Linked DNA regions of Homo sapiens: region 2 is linked to region 1. Evidence: chromatin loops called from intact Hi-C (ENCODE). Cell type or tissue: heart left ventricle. All regions are shown on one strand. Links, peaks and the distances in the headings refer to the core of each region. The heading gives the core; the rest is flanking DNA.

What was found. A loop is a pair of places that touch in the nucleus more often than their neighbours do. Peaks named below come from ENCODE experiments on the same cell type or tissue, not always from the same donor. Only the 100,000 strongest peaks of a DNase experiment are listed, where the experiment ranks them.
Region 2: a loop joins it to region 1, with 2.3 times the contacts of the local background. A loop is called at or near these places in 41 of 110 quality-filtered maps.

What each region holds. Positions count from the first base shown.
Region 1 is chrX:41,002,337-41,018,384 of GRCh38, forward strand. No RefSeq gene overlaps it. Among named protein-coding and RNA genes, the nearest start is that of USP9X, 75 kb to the right of the region's middle. In heart left ventricle, for the core only: a CTCF peak has its summit at 8,216; a DNase peak (open chromatin) is centred at 8,195; H3K4me3 peaks cover 1,195 bases; H3K27ac peaks cover 1,347 bases.
Region 2 is chrX:41,064,684-41,080,731 of GRCh38, forward strand. It overlaps the pseudogene CLIC4P3. Among named protein-coding and RNA genes, the nearest start is that of USP9X, 13 kb to the right of the region's middle. In heart left ventricle, for the core only: no CTCF peak of the experiment used is centred there; no DNase peak of the experiment used is centred there.

The sequences.
Region 1 (16,048 bases), core at 4,258-12,257:
CAAAGAGGCAGTCAGCATGTTTACCTCTCTGAAGCGTGCATTCTACCATCAGGACACCCATCCATTTGTCTTCCCCACACTGCACAGTGAATCCAGTGAGTCTCCTGCAGTCCTTTGATCTTAGAAAACCAGGCCAGAAAATAACAAGTAGCAACCTGGGGACAGTAAAATCTCTGCCCTGGGAATCGCTTTTCCTCCTAGAGCTGATCTACTACAACTACTCAGAATACATGCAAATGCTACACAATCATCCCGGTGACATATGTCTGTGTTATCCACAGGTGAATTTTGAACCTAGGACCTCTTTAAACTTCTTTGCAGTTACTTAAAGTGTACTAAAGAAAGGCTAATGTATGATAGTGCCAGATTGAAGTAAGTATTCGGAAGGCAATGGTTTCCAAGAGCAGATAGATATTCTTCAAAGTGAAGGCTTAGAGGAAATGATGCCCGTGAAAAAGGGACAGGCATTAAACCAGTGCCCAGAAAATAGCTCCATTAAATGAGCTTCTTACCACCATTAAAGTGGAAGTGTGACCTGCTCACTCTTTGTAATTTAGAGAACAAATGAATCAAAAAGTAAAATCCAAGGCTAGACGAGGTGACTCATGCCTGTAATCCCAACACTTTGGGAGGCCAAGGAGGTCGAATCACTTGAGCTCAGGAGTTTGAGACCAACCTGACCAACATGGAGAAACCCCTTCTCTACAAACAATGCAAAAATTAGCCAGGTGCCCTGGTGTGCGCCTGTAGTCCCAGCTATTCAGGAGACTGAGGCAGGAGAATCTCTTGTGCCCAAGACACAGAGGCTGCAGTGAACCGAGATATCACCACTGCACTGCAGCCTGGGTGACACAGTCAGACTCTGTCTCAAAAATAAATAAATAAATAAATAATCAGGCCAGGCACAGTGGCTCACACCTGTAATCCCAGCACTTTGGGAGGCTGAGGCGGGAGGATCACTCAGGCGTTTGAGACCAGCCTGGCCAACATGGTGACACACTGTCTCTACTAAAAATACAAAAATTAGCCAGGCATGGTGGCACGCACCCGTAATCCCAGCTACTCAGGAGGCTGAGGCAAGAGAATCACTTGAACCCGGGAGGCGAAGGTTACAGTGAGCCGAGATTGCGCCACTGCACTCCAGCCCAGGTGACAGAGTAAGACTCCGTCTCAAAATAAATAAACAATAAATTACCAATTCTGTGGTATTCTATTATAGCAACACAAAATAAAGATAGCTTCCCTCTGCAGGTCACTGTGATATATCTTCTGGGATTTAAGAACTTTCATTTTTAAGACCTGGTTTTCTGAAAATGTTTTATAGGCAGCAGGGCACTAAATCCTCTCAGAGAAGCCAAATCACTGAGTAAGGAAAAGTGATGAATAGCACTTCTCTGTATTGTCAGAAATCAGTGATTGGGGGATTACAGGCTTATAAGTGGTTAGTTCTCTAGGAGATATCTTTCAACTTACATCTGGCTCTGGTAAAGAATTGTTAGGAAGACAAAGAAATACAAATTATTGATATTGATTTCATCAAACATTATCAGAGTAGGAAGAAAATTAAACTTGACCTTCATTCACCCCATACCATACACAAAAATTATTCCAGGGTAAAGTATCAGAACTTTATCAGAAATATGAATACTGGACAGTTGAAGGAGTAGGTATACTTTGAACCCCCAAGCAAAGATGGCTAATCTTCTAAATACTTAAAGGCTTTTCTTATCAGGCAGGTCGTTTGACCTCTAAGTGGATTCAAAGACTCAGAAGTCTATGTTATCCTAAAATTCCAGCATAATTAAGCTACATGCTAACATAAAAATGATTTTATCTTCTATCTTCAAAATGTTTCCCTAGGCTGGGCACGATGGCTCACGCCTGTAATCCCAGCACTGTGGGAGGCTGGGGCAGAGGATTGCTTGAGCCCAGGAGTTCGAGACCAGCCTGGGCAATATAGTGAGACCTCATCTCTACAAAAAATTTTTTCTAGAAAATTAGCCACGTATGGTAGCACATGCCTGTAGTCCCACCTACTTGGGAGGCTGAGGCAGGAGGATCACTTGAACCCGGGGAAGTTGAGGCTGCAGTGAGCTGTGATCGCCCCACTGAACTCCAACCTGGGCGACAAAGCGAGACTGTGTCTCAAGAAGAAAAAAAAAATGTTTTCCTAATAAAACATATAAATGAGAAGAAGTGAAATCCAAATCATACATCAGTGAATTATTTAAACATTTATTGCTTTCCCTAATCATAAAAGTAATAAATATTTACTGTAAAAAAAGAAACTTAGAAACTAGAGAAGGTATAAGGGAGAAAAAAATTAAAGTTACCCATAATCTCACCACTCAGGGACTACCATTTCAAATGTATGGGTTAATATGGTTTACTTCTCTTTCTGTGGACACCTAGATGTGCACATAGAACCTCTATGAAACTGGGATCCCAGTATTTGCACTGTTTCAAAACCTGCTTCTCTCATTCAACAGAATATGTGCCCTTGTCATCATTTCTAGTGGCTGCATGAAAAAAGAGGCATCACAACCTACTTTATCACTCTCTCATTGCCAGACATCCAAGCAGCCTCCCAATATTTGTTAATGTAAACAAACAAACAAAAAACTGCAAGGCCAGGTGCTCACCTGAGCCCAGGAGGTCAAAGCTGCAGTGAACTGAGATCGTGCCACTGCACAACTCTGTCCCAAAAAATAACAATAATGCTGCTGGCTGGGCGTGGTGGCTCACACCCGTAATCCCAGCACTTTGGGAGGCTGAGACAGGAGGATCCCTAGAGCTCAGGAGTTCAAGACCAGCCTGACCAACATGGTGAAACCCCATCTCTACTAAAACTACAAAAGTTAGAAGGGCATGGTGGCACGTGCCTGTAGCCCCAGCAACTCGGGAGGCTGAAGAGGGAGAATCACTTGAACCTGGGAGGCGGAGGTTGCAGTGAGCCAAGATTGCCCCACTGCCCTCAAGCCTGGGTGACACAGTGAGACCCTGTCTCCAAAAAAAAAAAACCAAAAAAAAAAAACCATGCTGCTAAGAGCATGTCTGCACATGTATCCTTGCACACTTTTCCATTTATTTTTGTTACCCAGGTGACTCCAGGTCCTCCAGTCTGCACAATTTACCTTTTCCTTTAATATCTAAATAAAATGCTGGAGACTCATCCCCTCCAACAAAGGGAAGTTCAGCACTTCCCCCAAGGTCTTCAAGAGGTCTCAGCGGGGTTCCGTTCCTCTCAATCACTTCTCACTCTGTTTTCCTGTTTATCCCTGCAAGCATTTCATCCTCTTGGGCAGCTGTCCCCTTTCAACATGACTTTGCCTTTCTTCCTTCATCTGTCCAAAGTGCCCCTAATGCATGGCAGCCACGTGTAGCTGCCTTTCACTGAGCTTTGGGGGAAATGAAAGACAATCACAATACAGGGCAGGAAGTAATCAAATTCACACCAGACATTACTGTTCCTAGAAAGTTGCTGGCCATTCTCCACCACCTGGGGACTTCTCATGGATGGCATTCCTTTATGGATCCTGCCATGCTCCTGGGACCTTCTGCCTTCTGCTCTCTTTACTGACCCCCTGACCTTTTTATATCTTCTCTCCTTTCTGTGTACCTAAACTCTTTTTTTTCTTTTTTGAGACAGAATCTCACTCCATCTCCCAGGCTGGAGTGCAGTGGCTCAATCATAGCTCACTGCAGCCTCGAACTCCTGGGCTCAAGTGATCCTCCCACCTTAGCCTCCTTGGTAGCTGGGACTACAGGCATGCATGACCACGCCTGGCTAATTAAAAAAAAAAAAAAAATTGGCCGGGCGCAGTGGCTCACGCCTGTAATCCCAGCACTTTGGGAGGCGGGCAGATCACGAGGTCAGGAGATCATGGCTAACATGGTGAAACCCCATCTCTACTAAAAATACAAAAAATTAGCTGGGCGTGGAGGCGCCTGTAGTCCCAGCTACTCGGGAGGCTGAGGCAGGAGAATGGCGTGAACCTGGGAGGCGGAGCTTGCAGTGAGCCGAGATTGTGCCACTGCACTCCAGCCTGGGCGACAGAGCGAGACTCTGTCTCCAAAAAAAAAAAAAATTTAATTTAAAAATAAGGGTCTCCCAGGCTGGTCTCAAACTCCTGGCCTCAAACCATCCTCCTGCCTCTGCCTCACAATGTGCTAGGATTACAGACGTAAGCCACCATGCCCAGCCTTTGTACCTAAACTCTTTATCTTCTCACTCAAGCAGCCCTGAAAATTCCAAATGCCTCCTGCTTATTTTTATTTTTTATTTTTATTGAGACAGAGTTTCGTTTTGTCACCCAGGCTGCAGTGCAGTGGCACAATCTTGGCTCACTGCAACCTCCGCCTCCCAGGTTCAGGCGATTCTCCTGCCCCAGCCTCCCAAGTAGCTGGGATCACAGACGCACTCCACCTTGCCTAGCTAATTTTTGTATTTTTTATAGAGATGGGGTTTTGCCATGTTGGCCAGGCTGGTCTCGAACTCCTGACCTCAGGTGATCCACCTGCCTCAACCTCCCAAAGTGCTGGGATTACAGGCATGAGCCACTGCGCCCAGCCCCTCCTGCTTATTATTTAATCCCTCCCAAATCCCAGGCAGCAGCTTCCTCCTTAAAACATCTTCTTCATTTAGCTTCGAGAACGCTACATTCTCCTGGTTTTCTTCCTCACTCACTGGCTCATTCTCTTCATCCTGACCTCTCAGCATCAGGGTGTCCCAGTATGCAGACTTTAGATCTCTTCTCTATTATTGCTCACTCCTGCATGAGCTCACCCAGTCTAACGGCTTTAAATACCCTCTATACACTAATGAGTCTCAAATTTGTATTTTCTGTCCTGACCTCCAGACTCATGTGCCCAATTGCTCCACTAAAAATACAAAAGTATTGGATAGAACCTAAATAACCCAGTTTGAATGGTTATTCTGTATCTCATTCTTTTTCTTTTTTTTCTTTTTTTTTTGAGACAGGGTCTCACTCGGTCGCCCAGGCTGGAGTGTAGTGGCACACTCTCGGCTCACTGCAACCTCCACCTCCCGGGCTCAAGCGATGCTCCTGCCTCAGCTTCCCAAGTAGCTGGGATTATAGGTGCGCACCACCATGCCCAGCTAATCTTTTTGTATTTTTAGTAGAGATGGGGTTTCGCCATGTTGCCCAGGCTGTATCTCATTCTTAATCTGTCCATAATTAAATTCTGCATTATTCCCAAACCTGCTCCTGCCTAGCATCCCCCTTCTTAGTAAATAACGGCTCCATTCTTCCACTTGCTCAGGCCAAAAACCTTGAAGTCATCCTTGACTCTCATCTTTCTATTACAATTCACATTTGACCTCGTAGCAAATCCCTTCAGCTTTGCTCTTATAGTGTTATTGCCTCTGACCACTTCTCACCTTCTCCACTGCTGCCCTGCCCTGGTCCAGCCTCCTGACAGCCTCCTGGATGGACCACTTGCAATAGGTCTTAATTGGTCTCTCTGTGTCCACTCTTGCCCAGCTGTAATTTACTCCTCATGGATAGCCTTTCAATATTTAAGCCAGCAAAGGTCATGTTCCACTTCAAAACTTTCCAATGGTTTCCCACCTGACTTGACCCAAATCAAAAGCCAGTGTGATCTGTCCCCTGGCTTTCTCTCCAACCTCAGCTGCTATCACCCTCCCTGCTTGCTCACCATGCTCCAGCCACATTGGTCTCCCTGCTGTCCCCTGAATAAAGAAGTTCATTCTCAGGAGGCTGAGACGAGAGGGTCGCTTGAGCCCAGGAGTTCAATGTTACAGTGAGCTATGATCATGCCACTGTATTCCAGGCTGGACGATAGGGTGAGACCTTGTCTCAGAAACGAAGTTCGTAAACTTCCTTCTCATCTTCGGCCTGTGTATTACTTTCTCCGCTCCTGAAATGTTCTGCCTTCAAATATCAGCATAGTTTCCTGCCTTTGTTCATTCATGTCTCTGACCCAACGGCACCTCCTCAAAGAGGCCCCCCCTTGACCACCTTATCTAAAAATAGCACCCATATTACTCTCTAATCCTTGACGCTGCTTTATTTTCCCTCTTGGTACTTAATCTGACATTTGGTGACATTTTTCATCTTTATATTTATTTATTTATTTATTTTGAGATGAAGTCTCGCTCTGTCGTCCAGGCTGGAGTGCAATGGCACAATCTCAGCTCACTACAACCTCCACCTCCTGGGTTCAAGCAATTCTCCTGCCTCAGCCTCCCGAGTAGCTGGCCTTACAGGCACGTGCCACCACGCCCAGCTAATTTTTGTATTTTTAGTAGAGATGGGGTTTCGCCATGTTGGCCAGGCTGGTCTTGAACTCCTGACCTTGGGTAATCCGTCCACCTTGGCCTCCGAAAGTGCTGGGATTACAGGCGTGGGCCACCGCGCCTGGCCCATTTTTCATTTTTAGATTGCCTCTTTCCCCCATGAGGGCAGGAACCTGGTCTGTTTTGTTTATTGCTATATTCCTATTATCTGGAAGAAGAACTGACACAGAAGGGGTGCCACAAATTCTTGTTAATTCTCTTCGTTTACGTTATGCAAGGTTCAAGTTCTTCCCAAATAGAATATAGCATGGAAGTTCTCGCAGGTGCTCTCTCTCCTCAATGCAAGACATGGCCACCTCTGAGATACAGTTGGCTCACCCCTAAAATGCTAAAGCCCAGCGATCACACAGGCGCACATATTAGAGCACTTCCTTCTCATAAACTTCCAGAAGCAGAATTACTAGATCATGAGCTAAACTCCCAAATTAACCTCCTGAGAGGTCAATGCTAATTCCTTTCCCATCAGCAGTACTCCATTACGGTGTACTCTGGGCCTTCAGGCAAATAATAATGATGATGATGATGATGTTGATGATGATGATGATAGTGTCCTCTTCACTCTTTGTTAACTGGAAAATAAACAGATCTTTTTAGTGGCAGGGAAACTTCTGGGTTATCAGGACTAGTGAGGTCCTGGGATGGGCTTTTAGGAGAAAAGAAGCTCTTCTGGCAGCTTCCATCTCTGAAATTATGTCCCCACCAATACTGTAAATTGTTTCCCCATGATGCCAAGTCATGTTTATTCAGGAATTCATTCACTTCATAATTCCTTTTGAGTATGTATTTTGTACGTAAACTCCAAACTTTTGCCAAGCTCAAGAATATTCCTTGAAATAAAGGAATTTGGCCAGGCATGGTGGCTAACACCTGTAATCCCAGCACTTTGGGAGGCGGAGGCGGGCTGATCACCTGAGGTCAGGAGTTTGAGACCAGCCTGGCCAACATGGCGAAACCTCGTCTCTACCAAAAATGCAAAAATTAGCCAGGCACAGTGGCAGGCGCTTGTAATCCCAGCTACTTGGGAGGCTGAGGCAGGAGAATCGCTTAAACCTGGGAGGCGGAGGTTGCAGTGAGCCGAGATTGTGCCGTTGCACTCCAGCCTGGGCGACAGAGCGAGACTCTGTCCTCCCCGTCCCCGCAAAAAAAAAAAAAAAAAAAAAAAAAAGGAATTTATAACTATCCTGGCATTTAGCAGTTTACAGGGGGGTTTCACTTCCGTTTTCTCATTTGGACCATGCAAAAGCCAACTGAGTACAATTCTGCCCATTTTACAGATGAACAAACCAGAGGCACAGAGGAGAGGGATTTGCCCGAGGCTACACAATACCTGTGAGTCACAGCCAGGACTAAGGATCCTGTGAGCTTCTCAGCACATGCCACTCCTTCCTACAACACCCTGCCAGGTCCACCACCTCCGTAAGTGGAGAATCTTAACGAAGGGCGACCTATGCACGCACCTGACTTCTGAGCTGAGGAACAGTAGAATGAAGGAGTTATTTTTAAATGGCTTTTACCGAGCCTGTGATGTCATTTCATTGATCACGCTGGGAGATGCGGTGCTGAGTTGTGCTATGGCAACTCGATTAAGGCTGGGAACTCCATTTCCTAGAAGCCCCTCCCTGCTGTGTTTCCGGGTTAGAGTTGGCCAAAAGAGAACCTTGTGCAAGAATTGTAGGGCGGAAGGCGAGCAGCAGTCACTGCCCCTGGCAGGTTTCCCGTCAGATACAGTGAAGGACAGAAACAGAGGGGCCCTGAGAGGCCCTGCAGCTCCCGGTTTATCCGGCTCTCTCCTCTGCTCCCTCCCAGCTAACATTTCCTGCTGTTGGCTCTGCTACCCAACAGCTGCCTCGGGCCCACCACCAGGGGCTTGGCTGTCGCCCCACATGGGGCGGGAGCTACGTAGAGGCCACAGCTCCCATAAACCTCTCCACGAACTCCCCCTCCGCGGCCCTGCTTCGGTGGCTAGATGTGCTTTGGCTTCTGGAATTTTCCTGCAAGCTCTGATTTGTCCAACTGCACCAGTGCTTCCGGCAACGGCTAGTGACTCTCTGATCTTCTGACTCCTCCTTCCAGACATTCACTTCCCCAGCTCTTCCCACAGCTGTGAACGGTTTTATTCCTAGAATACTCACAGTGGCTCTGTTTCCCTGGCTGAATCCTGTTACGATACTTACAGATTCTGCTTTACATGAAAAACAGCATAAGAAAAAAAAAATGTTCTGGAGTGTAAGGCAGAATTCCACCTGATACTTAGAATCTATATATCTCATGTGCTTGATTTATAGATTGGATATGTGGGAACTAAGGAAAGAAGATTATTCAATGAACCAGTGGAGGAAGAATCGTGTATGCTTTCAGTGTAGACCAAACTGGGGAAATAGATGAGAAAGGAATAACTGAAAAGACATAACCTTCTTTATCTTGTTTTTCTAAGCTCAAAAGATGGAAGAGGGGAAGGAATTGGTAGTGAAGCCATTTTTGTAGTCTGGAAATTTTCTGTCAAGTTTTACATAATTCCTTAGGGCATACCAAAGAAAATAATCAGTCCTGTCTACCCTCTAAGTAACTATCTTCTCTTGAAAGAGAAAGGAGTGATTCTTATTTAGGAAATCTAGTTCTTTAAATATAAAATACGAAATTGAGCCTGGGCAACATAAGGGAGACCTTGTCTCTACTAAAATTCAAAAAGAATAAAAATTAGCCAGGGGTGGGGCGCAAGCTGATAGTCCCAACTATTTTGGGGGCTGAGGTGAGAAGATCGCTTGAGCCCAGGAGGTTGAGGCTGCAGTGAGCAATGATCTCACCGCTGCACTCCAGCCTGGGTGATACAGTGAGACCCCATCTCAAAATAGATACATTAATTAAATTAAATGTGAAATTACACGTGAACAGGAGCAAACCGATGTTCAAGGATTCTTAAACATTATAAAACCAACAGGACAATATCTACCTGGTTAATGCTGAGGTGAATAGTCAAGGCTCTAATGTTAATAAATAAATACATCAAAGATCTTTTCCTTTCTCTTCCTTATTGTAGCCTCCTCTCTTTGCAACAGAGAAAGGAGGTCTTAGAACAGTTTCCAGTGGAGAAGAATTTTGAAATTCAGCGTTTTCTTCCTAGCAGTCTGTATGTATGTGAATGTTCTATGCCATTGTTCTTTCAAAATCATACTTGTTTGTCTCCCTCTTCCACCCTCACGCAGTGAGCGTTTTCACCCAGTGTCTTTAAAACATGCCTGCCTCAGGTGGCTGGTCACTTTATCAAATAAAAGGTGGCTGGCTTTGCCAATTTCTTTTCCCTACTCTGCATTAATAAGCCTGGCTCACAGTGCAGTAGAATTTTATTTCCACCAAGCAAATACAGATTGCTTTCTCCTTGGCTGCTTTTTAAAAGTCTTCTCACTCTCACTTGTGTCTAGATCATCCACCCATCCCTGCAGCACTAATGCTGACAGTGGCCAAGAGTATGAAATGTTCTCAAGCCAGTCCTGAGCCCGCAGATTCCTCCTCGGCCACTGGTCACAGGAGTGCACAGGGGGACCACTGTGCAACCCAGACAACCACCAGCTCATCCTCACAAAGAAGAGATCGTCTCCACTCCTGGGACCCCCTGAGACTCCCAGGGACCCAAACTCTTGGCTCTTGGCTCTGCCTGGAGTTTTATCTCCAGCTTGCTGGGTTTACTACCAGAGTCCTAGTTCTCTAGGGCTGCCGTAACAAAGTACCACAAACATGGTGGCTTCAAACCACAGAAACGCATCCTCTCGCACTTGTGGAGACCAGGCATCCAAAACTAAGGTGTCCACAGGGCTGTACTCCTTCTAGCTTCCGATGGTTGCCAGCAATCTTTAGCATTCCTTGGCTTATGTCCGCATCACTCCAATCTCTGCCTCTGTTGTCACAACTCCTCTGTGTAGCTGCATCTTCTCTTCTGTCTCAAGTCTCTCTCTGTCTCTCCCTTTTTTATTTTTATTTTTATTTTTTTTGAGACAGGGTCTCGCTGTCACCCAGGCTGCAGTGCAGTGGCGTGATCATAGCTCACTGCAACCTCTAACTCCTGGGCTCAAGTGATCCTCCTGCCTCGGCCACCCAAAGTGCTGGGATTACAGGTGTGAGCCACTGTGTCCAGTTTATAAGTTTTATGAGTTTATAAGTGCCCTAATAAGGACACTTGTCATTGGAATTTAGGGCCCACCTAGATGATCCAGGGTGATCTCCTCATCTTGAGATCCTTAACTTAATTACACCTGCAAAAACCCTTTTGCCAGATAAGGTCACATTCACAGGTGCCGGAGTTAGGAATGAGAACACATCCCTTGGGGGCCGCCCCTCAATCCACCAGGCTTTGTCTGCCTGGACTCAGAAGTATTTCCTTTCCAGTTTTTTTTTTTCTTTTTTTTTTCGATACGGAGGCTTGCTCTGTCGCCAGGCTGGAGCGCAGTGGCGCGATCTCGGCTCACTGCAACCTCTGCCTCCCGGGTTCAAGCGATTCCCCACCTCAGGCTCCCTGGTAGCTGGGACTACAGGCACGCGCCACCACACCCGGCTAATTTTTTGTATTTTTAGTAGAGACGGGGTTTCACCATGTTGGCCAGGATGGTCTCGATCTCCTGACCTCATGATCCGCCCGCCTCGGCCTCCCAAAGTGCTGGGATTACAGGCGTGAACCACTGCGCTTGGCCTTTCCTTTCCAGTTTTAAAGAATTTTCAGGCCAGGTGTGGTGGCGTGGTGGCGCGTGCCTGTAATTCCAGCTACTCAGGAGGCCGAGGCACGAGAATTGCTTGAACCCAGGAGGTGGAGGTTGCAGTGAGCCAAGATCGTGCCACTGCACTTCAGCCTGGTGACAGAGCGAGACTCTGTCTCAAAAAAAAAAAAAAGAATTTTCTGGCTGGTGCTAAGGTTCACACCTTTCACGCCTGTAATCCCAACGCTCTGGGAGGCCAAGGCAAGAGGATCTGTTGAGCTCAGGAGTTCAAGACCAGCCTAGGCAACATAGTGAAACCCCTGTATCTACAAAAAATTTAAAAATATCCAGATGTGGTGTGCATGCCTGTAGTCACACCTACTCTGGAGGCAGAGGTGAGAGGATTCCATGAGCCCAGGAGTTTGAGGCTGCAATGAGCTATGATGGCACCACTGCACTCCAGCCTGGCCCACAGAACGAGACACCGTCTCTTAAAAAAATAAACAAATGAAAAATAAAGGCCAGGCACAGTGTAGTCCCAGCACTTTGGGAGGCCAAGTTTAGCCTGGCCAACATGGCGTAACTCCATGTCTACTAAAAATACAAAAAAAAAAAAAAAATTAGCCAGGCATGGTGGCACATGCTTGTAATCCTAGCTACTCGGGAGGCTGAGGTAGGATTGCTTGAGCCTGGGATGTTGAAGCTGCAGTGAGCCGTGATCACGCCACTGCACTGCAGCCTGAGCGACAGAGTAAGACCCTGTCTCAAAAAAAAAAAGTTAAGCCAATATATTTCCTCTCCTTTAAGAGGCAGCTTATGGCTGGTGCTGGTGTTGGCTCTGATTCGAACAAAACTAATTGTGTCAAACCAAGTGGTTTGACATCCTTAAGGGTCTAGCAGAATTCCTGGCCCTGTTTCTGAATGATTTTACGATGTCACCAGAGTGCAATGCTGATTTCAGCACTGCCATTCACTTATGTCCTTCAGGTTTCTGGATCATTCTAGCTCTCTCTGCCTAACCATAACTGTCACCAGACAGGCAGGGTTTACAATGACTGCGTAGGTGATTTCAGCGCATTATCTTATTTCTTTTAACGTACGTTTCTGCCATTATCTTGAGCCTAGTTTTGTTGTTGTTTTTTTTTTTTAACAAGACCTTAACAAGAACAAACATTGTCTTTTTAAGGGGAGAACGGCTGTAGAATTGCGGGACTGGAGGAAGGCAGCAACAGGCCATCATGAAAAGTTTAGAGAAGAAGTGGCCACCCTTGGGTATCAATTAAAGAAAATGGTTGAGAGTTTCTCCTGATGTTCTGCATAGTACAGCTCAACTCAATCAAGAAGCAGTCCCTAAAAGGCAGACAGTAACTGTTCAATTGAATTGATTGGGGATGGATGGATGAGTAACAAAAATTGGCCTTAAGTGGAACCCACATATCCCACACATGTATAGCAATTCAGAGTTTATTCAACCAAATTCTGTGGCCACAGATACAAAATCACTTGATTTAGCCACACTGTGATGACGGACTCTTCCTTCATTATGTGAATCGCTATTATGCCTTCATGATAATATCTAAGATGAGTTTGGGATGAAAAGGTAACAATGACATAAACTGACTCATAGGCTTAGGTAGCGGTTGGGCAACAGGGTAGAAGAATGACTCAAAAATTATATTTGAGGTTGATTGTCGTGACTCATGCCTGTAATCCCAGCAGTTTGGGAGGCCAAGATGGGAGGATTGCTTGAAGCCAGTAGTTCAAGACCAGCATGGGCATAGTGAGACCCTGTCTCTACCAAAAAAAAAAAAAGAAAACCAGAAAAAAAAAGAATGATAGTTTAGAAAAGAAGAGAACACTGGGTCTTAGAAAAGTCAGAACCAGAGGGGACATATATTAATACAAATAGGATGGAAGTTAAGCAAGACAATCAAGAAGAGGTGGGTGGAATTTTGTTGAGAAGAGGCTGAAGAAACATTGATCTTACTTGGACACGTCTGAGAGTACAATTCAGAGAACCTGTGAGCTCCAGGGACAGAAATACCAAAAGCTTAATTCTGGCTTGAAACCAGTGCCCAAAGGAGTGAGTTTTCTCTATCTTCCAGCCCTAAAGAGCTTGTGAGGCAGCCTGAGGGAAAAAGATCAGAAATTTTAAAAAGTCTGATGTGCACATTAAGTCGTATCAAATTGTACTTAGGGACTAGGCAAAGCTCCTATAATTCACAGACCAAGAAAATATAGCCAGCCTGGGCAACACGGCAAAACCCTGTCTCTATAAAAAACACAAAAATTAGCCGGGCATGGTGGTGCATGCCCGTAGTCCCAGCCACTCTGGAGGCTAAGAGGGGAGGATTGCTTGATCCTGGGAGGTGGAGATCGTGCCACTGCACTCTAGCCTGGGCGACAGAGTGAGACCCTGTCTCAAACAAACAAACACCACAGAAAAGAAAAGAAAATATAGACCAAGGCCGGGTATGGTGGCTCACGCCTGTAATCCCAGCACTTTGGGACACCGAGGCAGGCGGATCATGAGGTCAAGAGATCGAGACCGTCCTGGCTAACACAGTGAAACCCTGTCTCTACTAAAAATACAAAAATTAGCAGGGCATGGTGGCGTGCACCTATAGTCCCAGCTACTCGGAAGGCTGAGGCAGGAGAATCGCTTGAACCCGGGAGGCGGAGGTTGCAGTGAGCCGAGATTGCGCCACTGCACTCCAGCCTGGCAACAGAGCAAGACTCCATCTAAAATATATATATATATATATATATATATATATATATATATATATATATATATATATATATATATGTATGTATATATATACACCAAAGTTCCTCACCTTTTGGTAAGACAGATGTGTTGGTGACCAAAACAGAGCAAACGGAATCCTGAATGAGACTGAAGGGCTGCAGCTATGTGGTAGAAAAGACAGGAGACTACCCTAAGGCCTCTTTGCCTACAACACAGATGCCTAACAATATTTTTTTCTAAGGTTCTCAGTGACAGTTGGGTGTCATTTTTACATATTGTGTTTTGAAATTATAATCCAAGCACTTAAATAGAAGAGAGGCCTAAGGTAAACATCTCGGGTGACCAGATGATTTTCCTATATGACTCTTTTTTTTTTCTTTTTTTTCTGAGACAGAGTCTCCCTCTGTTGCCCAGGCTGGATTGCAGTGGCTTGATCTCGGCTCACTTCAACCTCCGCTTCCTGGGTTTCAATGATTCTCGTGCCTCAGCCTCCCAAGTAGCTGGGATTACAGGCGTGCACCACCACATCCGGCTAATTTTTGTATTTTTAGTAGAGACGGGGTTTTACCATCTTGGCCAGGCTGGTCTTGAACTCCTGACCTCAAATGATCCACCCAACTCAGCCTCCCAAAGTGCTGGGATTACAGGTGTGAGCCACCACGCCCAGCCCCTATATGACTCTTGTAGTCATTTTTCACCCACTAAGGCTCAGTCAACTCATAGTAGTAATAAAACCCTTGTACTCATACAGTGCTTTACTGTGAAAAAGTATTCTAGACAGTATTTCATTTCATTGTTTCCTAAAGTCCTGGTGAGGAGACATGCCCTAAAGGCCCAAGCCTTTGAGAAAGAAGGAACCCATAAAGAAGGAGGTCATTCTGGAAGCTCCCAGCTGTGCCAGTGAAGGTCAGTGCAGTACCCTGAGGCCGTTATCACTCGTAGGTCCAAAGTCAATGAGACAGAGTGGTAATTGGAACCCAAAAGGGGAAAGTCCCATAAAGAAGCTACCTTGAAAAGAGCTATGACCTTTTGTCTAGGAACACAGCCACACTGAAGTGACCTCGCAGGGAAAAAACCAGGAACGTAGATCCCTGGCTTCACTCTACCCTGTTGCTTTACAGACAGGGTCTCACTCTGTCAGCCAGGCTGGAGTGCAGTGGTGCAATCTCAGCTCACCGTAGCCTCAAACTCCTGGGCTCAAGCGATCCTCCCACCTCAGCCTCCCAAGTAGCTAGGACTACGGGTGCATGCCACCACATTTGGCTAATTTTTTTTTTTTTTTTTTTGCTTTTGGTATAGATGAGGTCTTACTATGTTACCCAGGCTGGTCTCAAACTCCCGGCCTCAAGAGATCCTCCTGCCTTGGCCTCCCACATTCTTCCTTTGATTTCTTGCTGGAGCTCCCCCTTAGCCAAACACAAGCAGAAGTCAGAGGGACAGAGAGCAGGGTGGAGGAAAATGGAGAGCAGGTCTGAGAAGCAACAGAAGCTATCTAGCACTACCTGAGTGACCAGGATTTTCTTCCTTAATTGAACCCTTCTATGCCATATCATCGCATCATTTAACTCTTGCCAGCCCTGGAAGTAAATGGTATTTTCCCTATTTTAGACGTGAAAAAACAGTGACCAAGAGAGGTTAAATGATTTAGCCAAGGTCCCTCAGTTAGTAGGTAGGGGGGCCATGATATGACCCAAGTTTGCTGACACCAGAGCTTGTTCTGTTCACCACCCAGTTCAGCCTCCTCAATGCCACGGAGCCTTCACAGGATTGAGATGGCTCTAGGAATCAGATAAGACAGCAAAGGGAGCCAGGCACAGTGGCTCATGCCTGTAATGCCAGCACTTCGGGAGGCTAAGACAAGTGGATCACTTGAACCCAGGAGTTTGAGACCAGACTGGGCAATATAGTGAGACCCCATCTCTTAAAAAAAAAATTACGGCCAGGCGTGGTGGCTCACACCTGTAATCCTAGCACTTTGGGAGGCCAAGGCGGGTGGATCACCTGAGGTCAGGAGTTTGAGACCAGCCTGACCAACACGGAGAAACCCCATCTCTACTAAAAATACAAAATTAGCCGGGCATGGTGGTGCATGCCTGTAATGCCAGCTACTCGGGAGGCTGAGGCAGTAGAATCGCTTGAACCTGGGAGGCAGAGGTTGCGGTGAGCCGAGATCCTGCCATTGCACTGCAGCCTGGGCAACAAGAGCGAAACTCCATCTCAAAAAAAAAAAAATTTGCTTTTAATTAGCCAGGCGTGGTGGTGCATGCCTAT
Region 2 (16,048 bases), core at 6,533-14,532, 65 kb after region 1:
TCTTACCAGAAATTAAGAAAAATTAAGGACTCCAAGGGTTGTATGACAAGATGGAACAATTTGAGCATCAAAAAGCATAATGACTGCAAAGTACTGTAATATTTACACATCAAGTATTTTAAAACTCCATGAGTTCATAATGACATCAATAATCAATAAATAAAACCTCACTGGTTACCTTTTGGAGGCTGCTGGAACATCAACTCACTAATTGTATAATAGGCAAATAAAGGAAAAGAATCACATTTATTTTGTTTTTCTGGGCAAACTATATTCAAGAGCATCCAGAAATGATAGGAAAGTTCTTCATTATGAACTAATTCAAGTTCGTAAAAAAATGACAGAATTGGAAAATCACCTTTTATGAAGGATAGTCTGGGTTATGGAAATGTTTTATGTCTTCATATAAGTGGTGGTTACATGGTTGTGTAAATATGAATATGTAAATATTCATCAAGCTGTTCACTGGATGTTTGTTCATTATATTTTAAGTAGTTTAACCTTAATTTAATAATTTTGGCTGGGCACAGTGGCTCACGCCTGTAATCCCAGCACTTTGGGAGGCTGAGGTGGGCGGATTTCCTGAGGTCGGGAGTTCGAGACCAGCCTGACCAACACGGAGAAACCCTGTCTCTATTAAAAATACAAAATTAGCCAGGCGTAGTGGTGCATGCCTGTAATCCCAGCTACTCGGGAGGCTGAGGCAGGAGAATCACTTGAACCCGGTGGCAGAGGTTGCAGTGAGCCAAGATTGTGCCATTGCACTCCAGTCTGGGCAACAAGAGCAAAACTCCATCTCAAAAAAAAAATTTAAAAAAAAATAATAATTTTACCTCAATTTTCAAATTACACTTGAATTATAAAAAAATTTCCATTGTGGCCAGGCCCAGTGGCTCACGCCTGTAATCCCAGTACTTTGGGAAGCCGAGGGAGACAGCTCACTTGAGGCCAAGAGTTTGAGAGAAGCCTGGCCAACATGGTGAAACCTTGTCTCTACTAAAAATACAAAAATTAGCCAGGCATGGTGGTGCGTGCCTGTAATCCCAGCTACTCGGGAGGCTGAGGCACAGAATCTCTCTATCCTGGGAGGTGGAGGTTGCAGTGAGCTGAGATCGCACCACTGCATCCAAGCCTCGGTGATAGAGTGAGACTCCATCTCAAAAAAATAAAGAAAATTAAAAAATCTCCATTGTGGCCAGGTAAGGTGGCTCACGCCTGTAATCCCAGCACTTTGGGAGGCTGAAGTGGGCGGATCACCTGAGGTCAGGTGTTCGAGACCAGCCTAGGCAGCATGGTGAAGCCCTGTTTCTACTAAAAATACAAAATTAGCTGGGCATGGTGGTGCGTGCCTGTAGTCCCAGCTACTCGGGAGGCTGAGGCAGGAAAATTGCTTGAACCCTGGAGGTAGAGGTTGCAGTGAGCCAAGATCGTGCCACTGCACTCCAGCCTGAGCAACAGATTGAGGCTCCGTCTCAAAATTAATTAATTAATTAATTAATTTAAAAAAAAAGGTCAGGCGTGGTGGCTCACGCCTGTAATCCCAGCACTTTGGGAGGCCGAGGCAGGCGGATCACCTGAGATCGGGAGTTCGAGACCAGACTGGCCAACATGGTGAAACCCCATCTCTACTAAAAATACAAAAATTAGCTGGGTGTGGTGGGGCATGCCTGTAATTCCAGCTACTCGGGAGGCTGAGACTGGAGAATCGCTTGAACCCAGGAGGTGGAGGTTGCAGTGAGCCTCTGCACCACTGCACTCTGTCTTGGGTGACAGAGTGAGACTCCATCTCAAACAACAACAACTATAACAACAAAAAAAACAAGTGTTCTCTAACCAGGCATGATGGTACATGCTTATAGTCTCAGCTACCTGGGAGGCTGAAGTGGGTGAATTGCTTAAGGCAGGGAGTTAAGGCTTTGGTGAGCTGTGATCTCACCTTTGAATAGGCACTGCACTCCAGCCTGAGCAAGAGAGTAATACCGTGTCAGTAAAAAAAAGAGAGAAAAATGTATACCTGGAGAGCACTAATGCCCTTCTCTTACTACAGACTTCCAATAGCTGCCTTAGCCTATATTTCCATGTGGCACTGCCCTGTACTGATTTAGCAGAAGATAACATGTGGGGAGAGCTGTTCATCCCAACCACCCACAGACCACCGCATATCTTCTGCAGACCCCTACAGTCCAGGGGGCCACCAGGGCAGAACTATTGCAATCCTGCAGGAAAAACCAACACCCTAACCAAGCCCTTAGAGTGGCAGCAGTGTCTGTGGTATCCAGCTGAGAGTAGAGTCTTACAGAGACTGTTGCAGTGGACTTGTTCCTAAGTATGTGTGACAACCCCCAGCAACTCCTGGAAATAATGAGGTGCTTTTTGTGGGGAGTTGAGGTTCTTGCATGAACAGGTGGCAGGGCAATTAGGTTACACCTAGATTTTGTTTTATGGCAACAGTGGACCTGGATGTCTGTGGGAGTGGCAGCTTGCAGGAAGAAAGGTAGACTGTTTCACTTTCCCCTAAATAGGCCTGGGGCTGGGATCCACAGTGATCCACTGGGATCACAGTGTGGGACTGGGATCCACCGGGCCTGGGATCCACAGGAAAAACAGTTTTTTCCTGGCAGAGGAATCAGCAAAGGCAAAGGTGGTAGCATGTTTATTGTTAAAGGAATGGTAAGGAGGCTGGCTGGAACGGAGGGAGTGAGGGGGGGAAAGTAAGAAATGAAGTCAGAGAGATAATGATGGGGATTGGAGACCATGGCAGCCTTCTCTGATCATTTCCTGCCCAAGGGTTGTTTTACACCTCGAAGCATTTGAGAGCAGGCTCTTGGTTTCTTTGGTAATTTAATTCCTTCAAAACCATAGAAGGCTTCAGATCTCTTTGCTTCCAGACAGTTCCATGTGCTGTAATGTAACTATGCCCAATGTTCTTTCCTAGACATAGTGGTAAAGTCTCCTTTTTGCAGTGTTTGTTTCTTGGTCCTGTGCTTCTTTCTCTTTCAAATTAATGTTGGCTACCTCGATGTCATCTCAAGCAACAGGCTTAGGTGAGGGCACCACCACCCTTAATCTAATTTTTGCTTTAGGGCAGGGTCCCTCTAAGTGAGGGGTCTTTATGGACTATTGTGTCAAGGGGTCAAAAGCTCACAAGATAGGGACATGAAACTGCCTTGCAGCAGTTCCTTGCCCTTATCTCCCCTTGTTCCAGGAAGAATCGGGGGGCATTCTGCCAACACTCAGGTCAGACTGCAGCCAAGCCTCGCTTGTGTGGCCTACATGAAGATGTGCAGCGTCACCAGCATATCATGACAAAGTCTTCCCGTACACTTTGTGACACAAAGTCTTTTTCGGTCTCCTCTCTTCTTATTTGGGATATAGAAGTTGTGAGCTTTTCTAACCCTGTATCCCCAAATTTCCCAACTCTTTCTTTTTAACTTTTAGGTTCAGGGGTACATGTGCAGGTTTGTTATATAGGTACATTGTATGTCACAGGGGTTTGGTGTACAGATTATTTCACCGCCCAGGTAATAACCAATAGGTAGTTTTTTGATTCCTCCTCTCCTCCCTCTGTCCACCTTCAAGCAGGGCCTGGTGTCTATTGTTCCCTTTTTTATGTCCATGTGGAATCAGTGTTTAGCTCCCACTTATAAGTGAGAACATGAGATATTTGGTTTTCTGTTCCTGTGTTAGTTCACTTAGGATAATGGCCTCCAGCTTCATCCATGTTTCTGGGAAGGACATGATTGTGTTCTTTGTTAATGTTGCATAGTATTCTATGGTATATATGTACCACCTTTTCTTTATCCATTCTACCATACATGGTTGTTTAGGTTAATTCCATATATTTGCTATTGTGAATAGTGCTGCAGTCAACATATGCATGCATGCGTCTTTATGGTAGAATGATTTGTATTTTTCGGGGTATATACCAATAATTGGATTGCTGGGTGGAATGGTAAGTTTGCTTTGAGCTCTTTGAGAAATTGCCATACTGCTTTCCACAGTGGCTGAACTAATCTACATTTTCATCAGCCGTGTATAAGCATTCCTTTTTCTCCACAACCTTTCCAGCATCTGTTGTTTTTTGCCTTTTTAATAATAGCCATTCTGAGTGGTGTGAGATGGCATCTCGTGTTGGTTTTTTTTTTTTTTTTTGACATGGAGTCTCGCTCTGTTGCCCAGGCTAAAGTGCAGTGGCGCGATCTCAGCTCACTGCAACCTCCGCTTCCCGGGTTCAAGCGATTCTCCTGCCTCAGCCTCCTGAGTAGCTGGGATTACAGGCATGTGCCACCATGCCCGGCTAATTTTTGTGTGTGTGTGTATTTTTAGTAGAGACAGGGTTTCACCATGTTGGTCAGGCTGGTCTCGAAATCCTGACCTCGTGATCCGCCCGCCTCAGCCTCCAAAAGTGCTGGGATTATAGGCGTGTGCCACCATGCCCAGCTAATTTTTTTTTTTTTGTATTTTTAGCAGAGACAGGGTTTCACCATGTTGGTCAGGCTGGTTTCGAACTCCTGACCTCGTGATCTGCCCGCCTCAGCCTCCAAAAGTGCTAGGATTACAGGCGTGAGCCACCGCGCCTGGCCGTGGTTTTTTTTAATTTGACTTAAGGGCAGGGGGACTTTGGGGACTTTGGGGTCATTGTGGTTTTGATTTGCATTTCTCTAATAATTAGTGATGTTGAGCCTTTTTTCATGTGCTTGTTGGCCATGTGTATGTTTTTTTAAATTAAATTAAATTAAATTTAATTTGAAGTCCTGGGATACCTGTATAGCATGTGCATGTTTGCTACATAGGTTAACATGTTTCATGGTGGTTTGCTGTACCTATCAACCCATCACGTAGGCATTAAGCCCCACATGCCTTAGCTATTTGTCCTGATGCTCTCTCTCCCCTCACTTCCCTGTGGATGTGTCTATGTCTTGTTTTGAAGAGTGTCTGTTCTTGTCCTTTGCCCATTTTTAAATGGGGTCGTTTGTTTTTTTTTCTAGTTGATTTAAGTTCCTTACAGATTCTGGATATTAGACCTTTGTCGGGTTCATAGGTTGTAAATATTTTCTCCCATTCTATAGGTTGTCTGTTTACTCTGTTGATAAGTTTCTTTTGCTGTGCAGAAGCTCTTTAATTAGGTCCTATTTGTCAATTTTTGTTTTTGTTGCAACTGCTTTTGGCATCTTTGTCATGAAATCTTTGTGAGGTCCTATTCCAGAATGGTATTTCCTGATTATCTTGCAGGATTTTTATAGTCTTAGGTTTTACATTTAAGCCTTTAATCCATCTTGAATTGATTTTTGTGTATGGTGTAAGGAAGGGGTGGAATTTCAGTCTTCTGCATATGGGTAGCCAGTTATCCCAGCACCATTTATTGAATAGGGAGTCCTTTTCCCATTGCTTGTTTTTGTCAACTTTGTTGAAGATCAGATGGTCGTTGGTGTGCGGCATTGTTTTAACTCTTTTTTTTTTTTTCAAGACGAAGTCTTGCTCTGTTGCCCAGGCTGGAGTGCAGTGGCACGATCTTGGCTCACTGCAACCTCCGCCTCCCGGGTTCAAGCAATTCTCCTGCCTCAGCCTCCCAAGTAGCGGGGACTACAGGCATACGCCACCACACCCGGCTAATTTTTGTATTTTTAGTAGAGACAGGGTTTCACCATGTTGGCCAGGCTGGTCTCAAACTCTTGACCTCTTGATCCCCCCACCTCGGCCTCCCAAAGTGTTGGGATTACAGGCATGAGCCACCGTGCTCGGCCTATTTTAACTCTTTATTTTCTTTCATTTCTGCTATTGAACCAGCCGGTTCTTGAGTCAGCTTTTCTCTTCATGTAATACCTTGCTAAATACAGCAAGTAACCATCAATACATACCTAAAATTGCTTTCTATCTTTTTTTCCCTAGAGTTATAGGCCCAGGAGACATTTGATCTGACTTCTAATTTATTACAGGCGACTTTTTAATCAAGAATTTTGCTGCTTTTTAACATGGCTCTCCATGTTGTATCCTCCAATATCAGTTTTGTCACTGCTCACTGGCTCAAATACAACACGTTTTGTTATTGCTCATCTTAAAGTATTATGTGGGTGAACAGGTCAATGGGGCAGCCTTCCTCCATGCAGTCATTCAGAAACCCAGGGTGACAAGAGCTTTGCTACCTTCAGCACATGGCCACCAAGGTCATCCTTGGGGGTCGCATGCAGTCATCCCTACTGCAGCAACCTGTCAGAGGAGAAAAACATATAGGAATATGTTTGTGAGTTTTATAGGAGCAGACTAAAAGTGGCACGAGAAATTTGCTCTCATATTTCATTGCTTATAAAGCAATTTCATCATATGACTATATCTAACTGCAAGGGGAGGCTGGGAAATGTGTGCCCAGGAAGAAGAGGAAAGCATGGATCAGGTGAGGAGCTAGCCATCTCTGCCACGGGTGCTTTGGAATAGTGTATTGGCAATGAGAGTAGTGAGAAGTTGTAGAATTTTAGGTTTATATTGAAGGTAGAGACATCAGAATTTGCTGACTCCAAAGCTTTTGGACTAAATAATCGGAAGAATAAAAATGCCATATACTGATATGGTAAAGACTATTGAGAACTCAGTTTTAGGCATTTAATTTTTGAGATGTCTATTAGCATCCATGTGGAGATGTCAACTAAGCACTTGGATATGCAGGTCTACAATTTAAAGAAATGGTCAGTATTGAAAATGTAAATTTGGGGATCCTTAGTATATGGATGGTATTCAAAGCAGCTGTATACTAAATGCGAAACTATATATAACAATACTGAATTTCATTCACTCTACAAAGTGCAATTTCCTCACATCTTTGAAATTGGAATGCACTTTAGAACACTCAGCCTTCAGTTATGATTGGCAGTGTTTTCTTTCTTTGTTAATGGCACATAAAATAATGATGTATCTACAATTGATGGCACCTCAGATTCAATGAAGCATAGTAATAATGATAAAAATGATAATGATAATATTGAGCACTTAATATTGTGGATGAGACACTGTGCTAAGCCGCTTCTACGATTATCTTTATATGCAGTTGTAATATAGAAAGGCTAAGAACACAGACACTGGGGCCTGACTGGGTGGGGTCTGTCTGAATTTTAGCTCTGTGCTTACTAATCACATGACTCCAGCCAGATGCTTTATCTATGCCATAGTTTTCCTATCTAAAATAAGATGATAATACCACCTAACTTACAGGTTTATTATAAGGATTAAAGGAATTAATACACATATAGTGCCTAGAACGAGGAATTAATACACATATAGTGCCTAGAACAGTGCTTAGCACATAAGTACTGAAATGATTTAATATTATTGTTAAAATATGTGAAAAGCATATGTAGGTCAGGCACGGTGGCTCGTGCCTATAATCCCAGCACTTTGGGAAACCGAGGGGGGCGGATCACTTGAGGTCAGGAGTTGGAGACCAGCCTGGCCAACATGGTGAAACCCCGTCTCTACTGAAAATGCAAAAAAATTAGCCGGGCATGGTGGCGTGCGCCTGTAATCCCAGGTACTCAGGAGGCTGAGGCAGGAGAATCGCTTGAACCTGGGAGGCGGCCACTGCACTCCAGCCTGGGTGACAGCAAGACTCCATCTCAAAATAAATAAATAAATAAATAAAGAGCATATATGTATGCATGTAAAAATTGACTATACTCGTTTTTGTTTTTGTTTGTTTGTTTGTTTAAGACAGAGTCTCCCTGTGTCACCCAGGCTGTAGTGCAGTGGAATGATCTTGGCTCACTGCAGCTTCCTCCTCCCGGGCTGAAGCCATCCTCCCACGTCAGCCTCCCAAGTAGCTGGGACTACAGGCATGAGCCACCATGCCCAGCTAACATCCCTTTACTTTTAATCTATGTCTTTATATTTAAAGTTGGTTTCTGTTAGATGACAAATAGTTGGGTGTTGGGTTTTTTAATCTCTTCTGACAGTTTCTGTCTTGTAATTGGTGTATTTTATAATAATTAGACCATTGATGTTTAAAGTGACTGTTGATACAGTTGGATTAACGTCTACCATGTTTGTTACTGGTTTCTATTCATTATCCTTGTTCTTTGTTTTTTTTGTTGTTGTTGTTGTTTTTGCCTTACACTTTTTTTCTGCCTTCTCTGGTGTTAGCTGAACGTTTTTTTTTGTTGTTGTTGTTTTTCTAAACAGGATTTTGCTTTGTTGTCCAGGCTGGAGTACAGTGGCATGATCTTGGATCACTGCAGCCTCGACCTCCTGGGCTCAAGTGATCCTCCTACCTCAGCTTCCTGAGTAGCTGAGACTACAGACGTGCGCCAGCACACTTGGCTAATTTTTGTATTTTTTTTGGTAGAAAGAGGGGTCCACCATGTTGGCCAGCCTGGTCTCGAACTCCTGGGCTCAAGCAATCTGCCCGCCTTGGCCTCCCAAAGTGCTGGGATTATAAGCGTGAGCAACCGTGCCCGGCCAATTGAACATTTTATATGATTCTAATTTCTCTCCTCTCTTAGCATATCAATTCTACTTCTTTCTTTTCAGAAGTTGCTCTAGAGTTTGCAGTATACATTTACAACTAATCTAAGTCCACTTTCAAATAACACCACCACTTGACAGGTAATACAAGTATCTTATAACAGAATATTCTCAATTCCTCTCTCACACCCCTATAACATTGCTGTCATTCATTTCAGTTATCCATAAGCTATACTGAATATTGCTAATATTGAATCACTGCTATTATTATTTTGAACAAACTGTTATCTATTAGATGTATTAAAAATAAAAATAAAATATTCTATTTTACCTTTATTCCTTCTCTAATCCTCTTCCTTTCTTTTTTTTTTTTTTCCTTTGAGACGGAGTCTCACTCTTGTCACCCAGGCTGGAGTGTAGTGGAGCAATCTCGGCTCACTGGAACCTCCGCCTCCCAGGTTCAAGCAATTCTCCTGCCTCAGCCTCCTGAGTAGCTGGGATTATTGACGCCTGCCACCACACCTGGCTAATTTTTGTATTTTTAGTAGATGGGGGGGTTTCACCATATTGGTCAGGCTGGTCTCGAACTCCTGACTTCAGGTGGTCCACCCACCTCGGCCTCCCAAAGTGCTGGGATTACAGGCGTGAGCCACTGCGCCTGGCCAATTTGAAACTTTTAGTAGCCTGCAGTAGAGTCGTTGGGAGTGCCTCTTTAACTTGGCCCTGGCTCTCTTGATTCTAGAAAGCTCTGTGTGGAAACAGGGCCCTTTCACATGCTTTAGAGAAGCTACTTTAATTACTAAAAATGATTTAGAAGTTTAGCATTTTAGCAGATTTTTCTAAAATATTCCAAACAACTCTGTAATAGAGACTAGATTATAAATAATTCTCTTATAATTTTGTGTATACTGTCGATTTGAATATGCTTTCTTTTTTTTCTTTCCCCCAATGATAGGATAAGCATAAAATTCAAGACAGTTGCTGTCTAGAATATCATGTTCTAATTTAGTGAGATCCAAATTAATGATGTTATAGTAGATGAATTGGTAGCAAATGAGCATATTTGCTTATGGGCTTTAAAAGTGTTTACTTTTTCTGAGATAAGTAGTAATATTTCCAAATTAGAGTAGACTTTGAAGAAACTCTAGCAAAAGGAAGAGTTGGTTGAAAATCTCCCTTTTTACAAGACTTCTAGGCTAGTCAAGAAGAAATAACAGTGCTAAGGCAGAAAGCAGGACAGAACTGAAGCTTCTCCAGGCTGCAGTCATGTAGAGAATTTGACTTGATGTCTGACTTGAATTAGCAAATGGTTGGTCTGGGTGACTGCAGTGCAGTTTTGATTGTGAATATGGCTGGAAAATTTGGAATCCTCTAGACGGTATGTAGATATATATCTGAGATATACCACTGCTAAGGAGCAATGGATTTACTAGAACTAGCATAGGGTCAGGAATGAGGCATAATTAGTGCCACAAACTGGTGATATCTCCTCCTGGGAAAATATGTACTTCTTAGGCCTAGATGAAATAAACATGATTTCGCTAGTAAAAACAAAAGGATCAAATTATTTTGCGCTATGGTGGTTTACATAAAATATATAAGGTACAGCCTTATTTTTTTTTATTTTTATTTTTAAAAGCCCCAAAGATCTAAAAACTCTACAGTAAAAGGAGTGAAATAATACCTAAAACACTGGCTAATAGACTCTGGTGGAATATTAATAGTGATGCCCCCTGGGGTAAGGTAAGGTGGAGATGCAGAGAGGCAGGTTGGCCTGGGGTCAGCTCTGGGGTCCCTCCAGCACTTTTCAGGTCTTACTCCTCAAATCTTTATTTTTATTTTTTATTTTGTTATTGTTGTTGTTTGTTTTCAGATGGAGTTTCGCTCTTTTGCTCTTGTTGCCCAGGCTGGAGTGCAATGGCGTGATCTCGGCTCACTGCAACCTCTGCTCCCTGGGTTCAAGCGATTCTCCTGCCTCAGCCTCCCGAGTAGCTGGGATTACAGGCATGCGCCAACACATCCGGCTAATTTTTGTATTTTTAGTGGAGACAGGGTTTCGCCACATTGGCCAGGTTGGTCTCAAACTCCTGACCTCAGGTGATCCACCCGCCTCTGCCTCCCAAAGTGCTAGGATTACAGGCATGAGCCATTGCGCCCGGCCCTGCTTTTTGTTTTTTTTTTGAGACAAGGCCTGGTTCTGTCGCTCAGGCTGGAGTGCAGTCGTGTGATTTTGGTTCACTACAGCCTCAGCCTCCCCAATAGTTGGGACTACCGGCATGTGCCACCATTCCTGGCTAATTTATTATTATTTTTTATAGTGATGGGGTCTCCCTATGTTGCCCAGACTGGTCTCAAACTCCTGAGCTCAAGTGATCCTCCCACCTCGTCCTTCCAAAGTGGTGGTATTACAGGCCCTGGCTGATCCTTGCTCTCTCAGCGACCCCTCCTCCTTTTTGCTCCTACCCCAGATTTCTTCTTCGGGTTTCCTGCAAAGCCATCCAGTTTGATGCCCAGGCCCTGGGGGCTCAGCTTCCACCACTTGGGCCTCTCAAAGTTCTTTTGAAAATCAGAATAAGAAATATTTCATCTCATTGCGTATCTTTGTTTTATTTGGGTTTTTCTTGGCTTTCTAAATTGCTGGGGGGATTTTAAAAAATCTTTTTGTTTTTTAACTAGAGAAACTAACAAAATATACACAGACTCTCAAATGACACTATGGGTACCTTCATGGCTTTGCCTTTAATTATTTATTATTACCTTATTCCTCTTCACAGGGGCAAACCCATGCTTTATGAAGCCTGATGCTTACACAATTATGGGAGCCTTCTTTGAAAAAAAAATTTCAAAATTACAAATGCAAAATTAGGTACAAAAGGGAATATTTACAATGAGAAATCACCACAAATGGCAAGATTTAAACAGCTGACAAATTAAACAGCGCAAAATCCAGGAAAAAAAAAAAACCATGGTTGATCAAAATTTCTTCTTTTCTTTTCTTTTTTTTTTTTTGAGATGGTGTCTTGCTCTGTCGCCCAGGCTGGAGTGCAGTGGTGCCATCTCAGCTCACTGCAACCTCCGCCTCCCAGGTTCAAGCGATTCTCCTGCCTCAGCCTCCTGCCTCAGCCTCCTGAGTAGCTGGGACTACAGGCACGTGCCACCAGGCCCGGCTAATTTTTTGTATTTTTAGTACAGACGGGGTTTCACCGTTTAGCCAGTATGGTCGCTATCTCCTGACCTCGTGATCCGCCCGCCTCAGCCTCCCAAAGTGCTGGGATTACAGGCGCCATCTCGCCTGGCCTTTTCTTATTAATAATTTAGAAATGTTTATTCAGCTTCACAACTTGTTAGTGATATCAAGTACTTTTTGTTTTGTTTTTTTTGAGATGGAGTCTTGCTCTGTCCCCCAGTCTGGAGTGCAGTGGTACAATCTTGGCTCACTGCAAGCTCAGCCTCCCGGGTTCAAGCGATTCTCCTGCCTCAGCCTCCTGAGTAGCTGGGATTACAGGCGCCCACCACCACGCCCGGCTAATTTTTTTGTGTGTTTTTAGTAGAGATGGGGTTTCACCATGTTGGCCAGGCTGGTCTCGAACTCCTGACCTTGTGATCCGCCCACCTCGGCCTCCCAAAGTGCTGGGATTGCAGGCATGAACCACCGCGCCCGGCCAATATCAAGTACGTTTTTAAGATGATCAACTTTGGTCGTGCGCAGGGCGTGGGGAGGTGCTGAGGGGCCGAGGCCGCGGCCAGTTAGACGCCGTACTGTCCAGAGAGCACTGCGGCGGGAGCCGGCAGTCGGAGCAGCCTTGGAGCAGGAGGAGCAGCAGCAGCAGCAGCCGTCGCCGTTTGCGGAGCGCAGCCGAGCCGGCCATGGCGTTGTCGATGCCGTTGAACGGGCTGAAGGAGGAGGACAAAGAGCCCCTCATTGAGCTCCTCGTCAAAGCTGGCAGTGATGGTGAAAGCATAGGAAACTGCCCCTTTTCCCAGAGGTTCTTCATGATTCGTTGACTCAAAGGAGTTGTATTTAGTGTCACAACTGTTGACCTGAAATGGAAGCCTGCAGACCTACAGAACTTAGCTCCCAGGACCCACCCACCGTTTGTAAGTTTCAACAGTGAAGTCAAAACGGATGTAAGTAAGATTGAGGAATTTCTTGAAGAAGTCTTATGCCCTCCCAAGTACTTAAAGCTTTCACCAAAACACCCAGAATCAAATACTGCTGGAATGGACATCTTTGCCAAATTCTCTGCATTTATCAAGAATTGAAGGCGAGAGGCTAATGAAGCACTGGAGAAGGATCTCCTGAAAACCCTGCAGAAACTGGATAAATATCTGAATTCTCCTCTCCCTGATGAAATTGATGAAAATAGTATAGAGGACATTAAGTTTTCTACACATAAATTTCTGGATGGCAATGAAATGACATTAGCTGATTGCAGCCTGCTCCCCAAACTGCATATTGTCAAGGTGGTGGCCAAAAAATATCACAACTTTGATATTCCAAAAGAGATGACTGGCATCTGGAGATACCTAACTAATGCATATAGTAGGGACGAGTTCATCAATACCTGTCCCAGTGATAAGGAGGTTGAAATAGCATATAGTGATGCCAAAAGACCCACCAAGTAAAATTGCATTTATGAAAGAGATGTCTTCATGTCTTCCCCTAAGAATATGCTTTTCCTAACAGGCTACTCTTCTTCTTATAGAGTAGAAATTGTATTTTGCACGAACATGCAGTTATTGAGGATTAGGATCAAGGGTAGACAAGGTATAGTAGTTATCTTAAAATATACACTCCTTGACCAGGTGCGGTGGCTCGTGCCTGTAATCCCAGCACTTTGGGAGGCCGAGGCGGGCAGATCACCTGAGCAGGAGTTCAAGACCAGCCTGGCCAACATGGTGAAACCCCGTCTCTACTAAAAAAAAAGAAAAAAAAAATTAGCAGGACGCGGTGGTGCGCACCTGTAATCCCAGCTACTTGGGAGGCTGCAGCTGGAGAATCGCTTAAACCTGGGAGGCAGAGGTTGCAGTGAGCCAAGTTCACGCCACTGCACTCCAGCCTGGGAGACAGAGCGAGATTGCATCTCAAAAAAAAAAAAAAAAAATATATACACACACACACACACACACACACACACACACACACACACACACACTCCTAAGCAGTATTATTTTAAAATCCTTTTACCCTGCCTACCTCTGTACCCGTGTTCCCCTCTTTTTAATTTGGAGACACTCCACCACAAACTTTTCACTTTAGAGGTAGCTTGCCATCTTTCAGGAGCCCTCACCATTGTGTCTATTCACTGTGCATAGATGACAGAATTTTGAGGTGCAATGTCTGTTTAAATAGTAGCTACGACTTTATCAGGCAACCCCAAACTGGTGCATAATGCATGGTATAAGGAATATTTATGTATTTTTTGGATTTTTGTAATATTTAGTGCAGGGTGGAGGGCTAACAGAGGAAAGAGCTCCATTCTTCAAACTAGAGTGATGAAAATTCATTCTGAAACTCAAAGTATTTTCTTTTCTTCTTTTTTTTTTTTTTTTTGAGATGGAGTCTCACTCTGTTGCCCAGGCTGGAGTGCAATGGCATGGTCTTGGCTCACTGCAACCTCCTCTTCCCGGGTTCAAGAGATTCTCCTGCCTCAGCCTCTCGAGTAGCTGGGATTACAGGCGCCCACCACCGCGCCCGGCTAATTTTTGTATTTTTAGTAGAGAGGGGGTTTCACCATCCTAGGCAGCCTGATCTTGAACTTGTGACCTTGTAATCCACCCTCCTCGTCCTCCCAAAGTGCTAGGATTACAGGCATGAGCCACTGCGTCTGGCCCAACTCAGAGTATTTTCATTTTGGATATTTATTCTCTTGTTTTTTATTAACCCAGTGATTACACTTGGCCACGTTCGAGGAAGGTATGTCCATTGTAATTTTGATGATCAGAATTGTTTTTTTTGTTGTTGAAAGACAGATACTACTTTATCAGGGACGTTAGTCAAATCAAATGGAAATTGGTAAATGGACAAAAGCTACCTAGTTAAAAGGATGATCTGACAACATGCTTTAATCCCACTGTATGTGGAAAGAGCATAGCTTAAAATCTTGAGAAATTTGGACCATAAAATTTTCATGGTAGACAGTTCGTGCAGTATATAAATTGGCATAATGGAAATAATCTGATTTTATTTTTACAACTAACAAATCATTCCTCTTCATTTAAACACCTTTTGTATTTACTTCAGTGAGGAGATTGGAGTCTGAATGGAAAGTCTTACTGTTTTCCAAGGGATTCTGAGAAAGTTTTGTATTCAACAGTTGGAAAGTTCTCTACTATTCTAGTTGATAAAACTTCCCTTTTTTGATGTAGATGCATATTTTCTATACAGTTCTGTTGTCTTCTTTTACTACGACTGTTAACTTTTGTCATAAAATTCAAATAAGATTTTATTTCTTGGTAATTTTGACTTTCACAATTTATCTTTAAATCCTTGAGCAATCTGTTTACAATTAAGAGATTTCTGACATTTATTCTTACACTAAGTGGATACACTCTAGGATTTAGGCATGTTAACTTTATTTCTGTTGTGTTTTGAATCGCTCCAGAGTTGCATGTAGATAGCATTTATTTCTGTGCACTTAAACCTATTTAGAAAATATCTATGAAGTAAAAATGGAGAGGAAATAGAAATGTATTTTTTCATGAAAATTTTGATGGAAATTTCATCAAGTTTAATGATTCACCAATTTCTTACATTAATTTGAATTAAGCATTTAATTCAAAGAGAGGGGAGCATTCATTATTGATATATTTGGGCTTTTAAAAACTCCATCCTTTATAAATAGTCAAAGTTTGGGCCACACAAATTATATTTTCATCATGGAAAAATTTCAACTTCTCAAGCCATAATGTTGAACAGAATTGGAGTATTTTCTTTAGAATTTCTTGAACAGGCAAATGAAAGCTTATTATAGCATGCACGTATTTTCTTTTCTTTTTGGAACATCAACACCAGTATATTGTTGGCAGCTATTGTATCAAAAAAATAAAGTATACTTTCACTATCATAAAGGATTCTTTCCCCCCCTCATGAAAATAAACAACAACTTGGGGTAAAAAAAAAAAAGATGATCAATGTTGAGACAACTGTCAAGTTTCTTTCATACATGGGCTGCAAGTTTTCAAGACTTTGGTGCAGTTACTAATATGAAATAGTCTTTGAGTTGATAACACTTCTAACTAGCTTATCCTCGATGTTCTCCTTCTAATGTCAGTGGTATTGATTGGTGACTAAGCCCCATGTACCATGACTAAGACCAGGTAGCTGGTCCCCTTTGAGTGGGCAGATACATGGTAGTTTTGCTTTAGATTCCTTTATGTCCCCAGAACTCAGGGATGATCCAAGGCTGGGGCTACTCTTGCTGTCCTTACATCCAAGTCTTTGGCTGGGAATAGGTCAGTTTCAGAGACATTCCCACAGAGCAGGAGGGACAGACTACTTCTAAGCAGGTTGTTAGGCACTGGTGTCTAAAATTTGGTCAAATTTTAGACACCATGAGCAATAGCACATTATCAACTGTGATCATTTAATTATCTCTTG